Regions from separate parts of the Homo sapiens genome. Here region 2 is linked to region 1. Evidence: chromatin loops called from intact Hi-C (ENCODE). Cell type or tissue: PC-3. All regions are shown on one strand. Each heading gives the region's core, and the rest is flanking DNA. Links, peaks and the distances in the headings are about the cores only. Region 1 overlaps FBXL17 (F-box and leucine rich repeat protein 17). Region 2 overlaps FBXL17 (F-box and leucine rich repeat protein 17).

Region 1 (4,399 bases), core at 80-4,079:
GTGGTTTGTGGCCTTAGAGCGGCCAACACATGGTTGTGTACCTGGAGCTTGCATGCACTTGGCTGGAAACATCTTTCTCAGTGGAGGATAGCTTGGTGATACAGGGAATGAAAATGTCACTAATTTTTCTCTCTGACAGTCTGGTTGTTGGACTTCCTGTCACACTAATCTTTAATTAGAGGCTTCAGGTTAGCAAGCCCCAATTCTCACTTAACACTGCAGGCGTTTCTGTGATCCCCATCCTCCCAAGTTCTTTGCTGCTTTCTCACTGTGCTAATTCAAGTGAATAGAAGCAGTGCTAGTGTTAACAGGCAACACACATTTCATGAAAAAGAGACAGCATGAAGCCAGGCCTGTTGTGATATTGACAGAGCATAGCACTTCCAATCATTACAGATTCTGAAATGGAATGACTGCGTTTGACAAAGTTGACTGAATTTATGAGCCTGCCTCTGTCAGGTTCATTGCATTCTCAGTATCTGTCTTACTGTATACTTTGAGATTTTTAGATGAGGTTTTTTTTTTTTTTTTTTTTTTGCCGCCCAAGAGTAATATTTCTTACCTCTGTATGAAAAACGCATCCTTAAAGACCCCAGGCTACCGGTATGAGGTTCATGCATGAAGCGTTGTATGGATGTTCTGTGGTCAGCTTATTCCCATATTTAGCAGGTCGCTTTTAGGCTCCAGTAACATAGTCAACTTTTCTTCTTAAAATTTCTTATCTTAAAATTGTATTAACCCAGCACTTTGGGGAGGCTGAGGCGGGTAGATCACGAGGTCAGGAGATTGAGACCATCCTGGTTAATACAGTGAAACCCCATCCCTACTAAAAATACAAAAAAGTAGCTGAGCATGGTGGCACGCGCCTGTAGTCCCAGCTACTTGGGAGGCTGAGGCAGGAGAATCACTTGGACCCAGGAGGCGGAGGTTGCAGTGAGCTGAGATGGAGCTGCTGCACTCCAGCCTGGGTGACAGCAAGACTCCATCTCAAAAAAAAAAAAAAGGTATTAAATACCTAATCGTGAGTACCCTCTCCTTCCATATCATGGGTTTTCCACTGAGGAAGCACTAGGTCCATGTGAGAACTGGGGATAGAATTTTTTTTCCTTCCCCTTAGCTGTTGGGAAGATCAGATGGAAGCCACCTTTGGCTTTGCCTAATTAGAGATCTAAGACTTGATGCTGAAGAAGAGGAAGCCAGTCCATTTTTACCACTTTCAAAGAATACACATTTTGTTTCAGACAGTGGTGAATATTTGAAAAAAGAAGGGCTAATAAGCTATAGTAGCAACAGTTCCTTTTCCCCAGAACCTCTAGCTCAGAGGTGTCATGTCATGGGAAGTGGGCAGGTGCTTAGTTCAGACCTTGCCTTCAGATCCCCAAGAACAGAAATCACCTGTGCCTTCTAGGAGCTTTTCAGTCGGTGGCTTTAAACCAGTAGTTCTCACCTGATCTATGTTTTGGACTCTCCTGGTAGCTTTACAAATATTGATGCCTGGCTCCCTCTCCACCAAGACTCCGATATAACTGCTCTAGGATATGGCCTGGGCATTGGGATTTTTAAAAGATCTTCAGGTAATTCTAATGAGCAGTTGGGTTGACAACCACTTTATTCTTGTTTGTATCTTGCTTGCCATTGTAGACACAGTTTAATTCATCCCATGTCAGTAAACATTTATCATAAGTTTGCTATGTATGAGTCACTGTAGGGTTTATGGCAGAAGGCCTTGGTTTGTCTGAGAAAGGAAGAGGGAAGGAAGGGAATGTGAAGCTGATCACACGAGAGAACAAAGGATCCAAGTGCTAAGGTAGGAAGTTTAGCCTCTCCACTGAAGAGAAAGAGGTGAGAGATTGAAAAGCGGCACTGGATTCCTAGTTCCCTGCTCTCACCACAGCAAACCTCAGCAGAATGTGGCATGTCACCCAAACAGGGACATGCGAAGTCCTGCTGCAAAGGGAGAGAGATAGAATTATAAAAATCTACACAGGCCAGCAGAGAGCAGGCACATGTTGTCAGCTGTGCAGGATCCTGGAAAAATCAATATATCATCTGCTCTTTTTTTCTTTTCTTAGTGTCCTATTTAAAATATTTTAAACTGCACTTAGATGACTCACCTCATTTACATGCAAATTTGGGGTGTTACTAAAATTCACATTACCCTGATTTCATCCTTTTTAATATGTGCCCATCTTAGAGTCTGTGGGTACCAGCTGAAAGCACATTAAGGTCCGTTTGAATATGCATTGTTCACGATGACTTTTGCTGGCACCTGGTGAATACCAGGTTCCATGGATATCTGCTACAGTTTCCCAGAGAGCCAAGAAACGCGGAGAGAAGCAGGCTCCAGAGGCGTATTGTCCCAGAGACAACACTCTGCCTCTGGGCCACCAGGAGTCAGCCTCTGGGGCTGTTAGCAGTCATTGACATTGCCCAGGGAGTCTGTGAAGAGTGACAGACCAGTGTGAAGTCCCAAGCCCTGAATTAGGAGGCAGGCGCTGAGTGTGCTATTTGTGATGCCTTCACAGATATACTGTGGGCACTTTACTTTTCCCACCTGCAAATAAAGGGGTCCATCTTCTTCACCCCTCTCTTTCTCAAAGCAGAGCTATTTCACACAAGAACTTACTGCAGGTATACACTTGAGTTTGTTGGATGGGGTGGGAGAAACATTGCATAGCTTACAAATGATGAGTTGTTTTATTCTAGCTCATGAGCTGGTTTCCTTTCTTCTCTGAAAAATATGTGCATATTTTGTGCATGTGGTACACAGGCTGACACCTCTTTGTCCTTCAGAAGTCCACTGAAATATCACTTCATTTGGAAAGCCCTTTCCAGCCCTCAAGGAACAGGTCAGGTGCCTACTGCAGGCTTCCTTCTGCAGCAACCTGCACTTCCCTAGAAAGCACTTCTTGGGCTTCGCTGTTGGTGGTGTCATTGTTCCTCCCCTGCTAGGTTATAAGCTACAAGAGGGCAGGGACCATATCTGGCTTGCAGGCCATCCTACCTCCGTAACAAGGGAAAGTGTTTTTATGGGTGAGAGACGGGAAAGGAAGCAGTGCCCCTTTCTGGCGTAGTCACGGATGGCCTATCCAAAGGCCCGTGGTCAGGCCTGCAGCTTCATCGCATTTCCATCATGCTTCAAAGTCTCATGCAACCCACAGCTCCACAACAGACTGTTCTGCAGGCCAAGTGAGATCCATTATAATTTACATTTAGAGCACCCATTTTGAAAACATTATCAAGGACTTTGAAATGTATTTATATGCAAACTGCAATCTCTTTTATGTTCAGTAAAAAAACGAATGTCAGTAAACATTTTACAGGGCAGGAGATCAGCCAGGCCCCAGTCTGACACTTTCCACACCACACCATCTTACCTAAGGGGCCAGGCAATGTGGTACAGTGCAAAGAGCACTGTGTGCTGGGGTCCTGAATTCAAATTCTAGCTACCATTTGCTAGCTGTGTGAAATAGGAATTCCATCTGAGTAGGGGTATTCATGCTTAGATGTCTGGGAAATAATAGATGTTCACTGAATATTATTCCTTTCCTGTCTTCCCCGTCCTTACCTGAACAGAGACATACTTTTATTTTGCCTTGGTTATTTGAGTAAAATATTAACAAATTGTTTTCAAGTATTTTGCCAAAATAAACCATGCTGAAGAGAAGCGTTTGATTGTCTCTTAACACACGAAAGCCTAATACTACGTGTTTAGCAGTGGGAGCATGGAGCAGTTTTGGTGGCAGAATTTCTCCTTATCTGAGATTGCCATTTATTGCATGCTCCTGAGGCACCAGATACTAAACACTACCATGACAGCAGAACCAACCAAAAAAAGATAGACCTTCACATTCCCACTTGCCACCACATAGGGGTGAAGGCATACCAACTCCCAAAGCCCAAGAAATCAGAAGATAGGAATGGCATTGCTTTGAGTCAGGAGACCTGTCCACAATTTATTCTTTGCCATCAGATAACTATGACATTAAAAGGGAGCTTAAATGTCACAAAATTTCCAAATGGTCTGCCCTCCTGGGCCTGCCATCCTGAGCAGGCTGCTGATGCTGTAAACACCAGAGTCAAATCCTCTGAACTGTGTGGGGTTTTGCCAAGTTTTGGAAACCGACTCACGTCCAGGATCATTAGCATGCCTTTTAGTCTACACACTTGGTTTAAGAATGATCTCCAGTATGGAGGGTTGCCATCAGGTTATCCAAAGTGTAGCTTAGTTATTTTCCAAGTACTCCCTGACAGCCACATGACCCAGCAAAACTTGTTAAACTACCATCATGAGCTGCTTTGGTCTCCTGTGCAAAATTATTAGAAACTCTAGGGAAGATGTATCCAGAAAGAGGTATCTGGTGATGTCAGATGGAAAAGACAATAGCCCAAAGAATCA
Region 2 (4,399 bases), core at 254-4,253, 100 kb before region 1:
GCTCTAAAATGCCAATAATCATGTGAACTTTTTGTTCCTACCTAACAGGCTATATACTAGCAGTAGACATGAAAACGTTTGTTTCACTTTATCAACTAAAATGTTAGTGATTCTGTCCTCTGCCCTTTGTTTGCTCTTTAATAAAACAATGAAACCTAATTTACGGTCAGTTCTGTTATAAAGTGACAAAATCATCACACCACGCACCAAATTGTAGCTTATGAGAAAAGAGAATCAGGGGCGAACACTCAAGAACTTTATCAGGAACACATACAATTTTTAAAGGATGGGGACCTCATAAAAAATAGCATAGTTTTACACGTATTAAGTGGTTAAGAAATACATGCTAATACCACAGAACTACATATATACTACAATCAATGTGGCAGTGCGCCTTGAAAAAGACCTTAAGTTTACGTGTGGAAGTTGGCATCAGAAGGTTATGGTGACATGCTGGAAGTAGAACTATTTGAAATCCCATGTAAAAATGTACCAGCAGATGTGGAGGGGTGTGCTCATACGTAACACAGAATGAGATAGCTGGTAGAAGTTTAAGATGTGTGCTTGTGTGTGCTTTGTGAATTTCATCTCCCCAGCCCAGTTCTGCCTGGTGAAGTTTTCCATGTTGAACTGGTGTTTTCCAGAAAGAAACGGTAAGCAAATGTAATTTGCATTATGCTCAAATTGTTCCCTCATATATCAATCCTTTTGGAATAAATTTGTGACTTCAAAACATGTTTTATAGAAGAACTGACTGTACATTGTTGCAAATTAAGTTTATAATTTTTTACCTCACTTCTGAAATTTCTAGCATACTGTGTCTAGATTCTGTCGGGCATATCATAATTTTACATAAATCCAATTTTCTACTTAACTGACGCTCACATAAGCAACTTCCATTTCTTCCAGAGCAACATTTTTCTCTGGGCTTTTCTAACACGGGGAGCACCTGCAGGGAACTTGGCAAAACAGGTGAAGGCCGTGGGAGCACAGGTAGTTTTTCTTGCCGTCAGAGCCTCCATACCTACAGCAATCCTTGGGGAGGTGTGGTAACAAGGGCAGCAGGTCTTTTTCCACTCTGGCAAGATAAATGGCCAACGTTTCAAAGGAAAAATCACAGGAAAGTGGGACTTTGGCCATGATCAGCCTCTACTACCAGGCACGCAGAGAGAGCCATGCATGCAGGAGCAAAGTTTTGCCTTCTAGTAGAGTTGATAGGTCTAAAGAACAGGCCTTTTCTTTCTGCTCTTATTTTTGGCTTTGATCATAGATTCTGGCCTAAGGGATAGAAGAAAACCGCACTAGACGAAATTAAAGTTAAGGGCAGAAGCGGTAGCAGCTGTGGGGTTGGGTAGTGTCCCTCAGTGGGCACCTGTCCTTTTTCTGAAATATTTTTCCCACAGAAAATATATAAGGGGATGTTTTGCTGTATATGCAATGTGGTGGTCATTTTTTTTCATCTAATTCAAGTGTTTCTGCAAGTAGTGCAGCTCTCAGTTATATTACCTAAGGCAGGAGAGAAGAGAGTTTTGAACTTGCGTTTGGTAACAAAGAGAACCATCACAGGTCCTCTTGTTCATGCTGAGCCCTAGAGTCTCCAGCCCAGAAAGGGAGTGGAAAGTTCTATCTGCCCAACTCCCAAATTAAACAGCCATTACATAAAAAATGGGGAGCTGAAGGGTTAACACACACCAGATGATACAATCCTTACATAGCCTGAAGCAAACATTCAGCTGACAAAAATGTTATTGTATGTTCTCTTTTGAAAGCCTTAAGATATGCTTGGGTTAATTAGATTTCTAAATATGCAAATATGCCCTAGTGAGGTTTTTCTGAAATGCATCATTTTAAAATTATGTAGCATGGCATTAGTGTTCAAAATACTGAATTGTAAGATGATGCCTGAATAGCTTACTAACATATCATATAAATTCATAATTGATCAAACCCATGTATTCCCCACTGTCCACATTATACTGTTCAAATTGGGTTAGAAAGTTTTATGGAAATTAGGTTCTCTAGTATGCTTTAGGGGAAGATCAAGCAGTAGTTTAAATTGCAGCCGTAGTTCTTGAAAAATGCCAATTCCCTTGTCTAATATCAGTGTTTCCAGTGTGCTCAGTTTAGGCAACATGAGGCTTCTACAGTCCTGAGACTGTGGATCACCTGAAGGAAATTAGAAGAACACAAACTTTGACCTTAAGGGGAAAAAATATTTTAACAAGGGCATCTGAATTGACTTAACTTTGTTCACCTGCTTCTGCCAGTGAATAATTTTGGGATTTCAACTTCTAAATAGTTTTTTTTTGAAATATGAAGAAAGATATCTTTATTTGGGTGTTCTATATAAATGGGTTTCTGGTTAATTGAAATGTTTAGGCTGTATCCATTAAACAATAATGAGTCATTTTTTCTGGAAACTTTTCTAAAATGCATTGCATTTTTCAGAGATTTGTTAAAGAGTGTATACTAAAGTGTACTAATCATAAACGAACAATTTCTGTGTGAGTCAAATGTGCCATGTCCACAGTACCCCATGCGGTATGGAAAGCTATTTATCCATGCTTTCAATGACCTAGACCACGGTGTTGACAGCCTTTTCTGCAAAAGGTCAGATAGTAAATGTTTTAAGTTTTCCGGGCCACCTAGTCTCTGCTGCTGCCACTCCACTGTGTCATTGCACTGGGAAGGCAGCCATAAACAATATATAAGTGATGAACATGGCTGATTTCCAGTAAAACTTTGTCATCAAACAGGCAGTAGGTTGAATTTGGCCTGCAGGCTGTGGTTTGACAACCTCCAAGTTATGCTTGGGTAATTTTGGGGAGTTCTTTCTTTCTTGGGTTTTTTTGGGGGGTCATCATGGCCATTTTTGATGTTTTAGTGTTCTTGTATTCCTACTTTTAGCAGTATATCCTTTCTGTTTACTTACTTTGATGTGCTTTATACTACAAGGAAAAAAACTAGCTTATCAGAATTGTTTCTAAAATAAGAGCCACTAGACTCCAAGCAAGGTTCATAAGGCTTTCCTATAAAGAAAGTACAGAGTGCATTTGATATGGCATTCCTTCTCAGTGCTTATTCAGAGGCAATTTTTATTTATTTTTGGATTATTCACCTAATTGTTGGCATGTAAACTAAGTTTTATATTAAAATAATTTTGTTATGATTCATTAGGTTTTTGTAATGATTCATCACATTCACTTAAAAGTAAGAACAAAATTTTCAACTACATTTTCATGGGCATAGTTTAGTGTTTCTCATCCCATGTTTTCCATATTTATGAATGGTTTAGCAAGAGTAACAGATGTGTCTACTCTAAAAGAAGAGACTAAATTGCCTTTTACAAATGAGAAGAAATTGCCCTGCCCTCACCATGATCAGTGTACTAGAATATTTTATGCTTACATCTCGGTTTACTTTATATACATAAGTAAACTTCTTTTTTTGAATTTTCAGGAACTCTTTAATCTGCACACACAGCTTAGTTGTTGAGAGCACTGGATCTGTGTTCAAATCCTAGCTCTATCACTTATAGCTGTGTCATATTAGACAAGTTACATAACTTTTCTGAAAAAAAGAGCTCTTCATCTGAAAATAGGGACTCCAAGGATACCCACCTGAGAGCATTGTTTTCTGTTTCTTTGATGCTGTTGCCCTTGTTACTCTATTCCTCCTCCTTTCTGCCAGTGACACTCACATCAAGTCTAGTTTTAAAACTTAACACATAATCAAAACATCATATTTATACCTTTAAATATGTACAGTTTTGTCCGTTATACCTTAGTATAACTGGAATAGCTTTTTTAAGCTGAAAAAATAATGTGCTATTTTCAATACCACCCTGTTAAAGCCAGTTTATCATTGAAGCAGATAATAACTAACATTAGATAAAATTATTTGTCCCACCTTAAAGTAGGTGACCACATGATACATGGAATATAGGAAGTTAGTATTTGTAACATAAAAAGCTGCATCCAATTACAGAAATTTTTTTTACCCTTTTTGCTATTACATCATTAAATATTTAAGCTGTAATTTACATCTAATTTGGGATGCATACTAGGTAAAATATTGAAAATGTTGTTTTTTTCCTATTCTTTTTTTTTTATTATACTTTAAGTTCTAGGGTACATGTGCATAATGTGCAGGTTTGTTACATATGTATACATGCACCGTGTTGGTGTGCTGCACCCATTAACTTGTTGTTTACATTAGGTATATCTCCTAATGCTATCCCTCCCCCCTCCCCCCACCTCATGACAGGACCTGGTGTGTGATGTTCCCCTTCCTGTATCCAAGTGTTCTCATTGTTCAGTTCCCACCTATGAGTGAAAATGTTGTTTTAAACGGGTCCTAAAATATAGACTGCCAGCTCTCGGAGAAGGGTATATAAACT

The links. Hi-C counts contacts between places; a loop is a spot of excess contacts. Peaks named below come from ENCODE experiments on the same cell type or tissue, not always from the same donor. Only the 100,000 strongest peaks of a DNase experiment are listed, where the experiment ranks them.
Region 2: it touches region 1 in a loop (4-fold over the local background); 1 of 110 quality-filtered maps calls a loop at or near these places.

The regions. Positions count from the first base shown.
Region 1 is chr5:107,867,196-107,871,594 of GRCh38, reverse strand. The region is part of intron 8 of FBXL17 (F-box and leucine rich repeat protein 17); the gene reads left to right. Among named protein-coding and RNA genes, the nearest start is that of EFNA5, 200 kb to the right of the region's middle. In PC-3, for the core only: no CTCF peak of the experiment used is centred there; a DNase peak (open chromatin) is centred at 1,714; H3K4me3 peaks cover 477 bases; H3K27ac peaks cover 1,717 bases.
Region 2 is chr5:107,967,392-107,971,790 of GRCh38, reverse strand. The region is part of intron 7 of FBXL17 (F-box and leucine rich repeat protein 17); the gene reads left to right. Among named protein-coding and RNA genes, the nearest start is that of EFNA5, 300 kb to the right of the region's middle. In PC-3, for the core only: no CTCF peak of the experiment used is centred there; DNase peaks (open chromatin) are centred at 2,610 and 3,110; H3K4me3 peaks cover 1,039 bases; H3K27ac peaks cover 2,296 bases.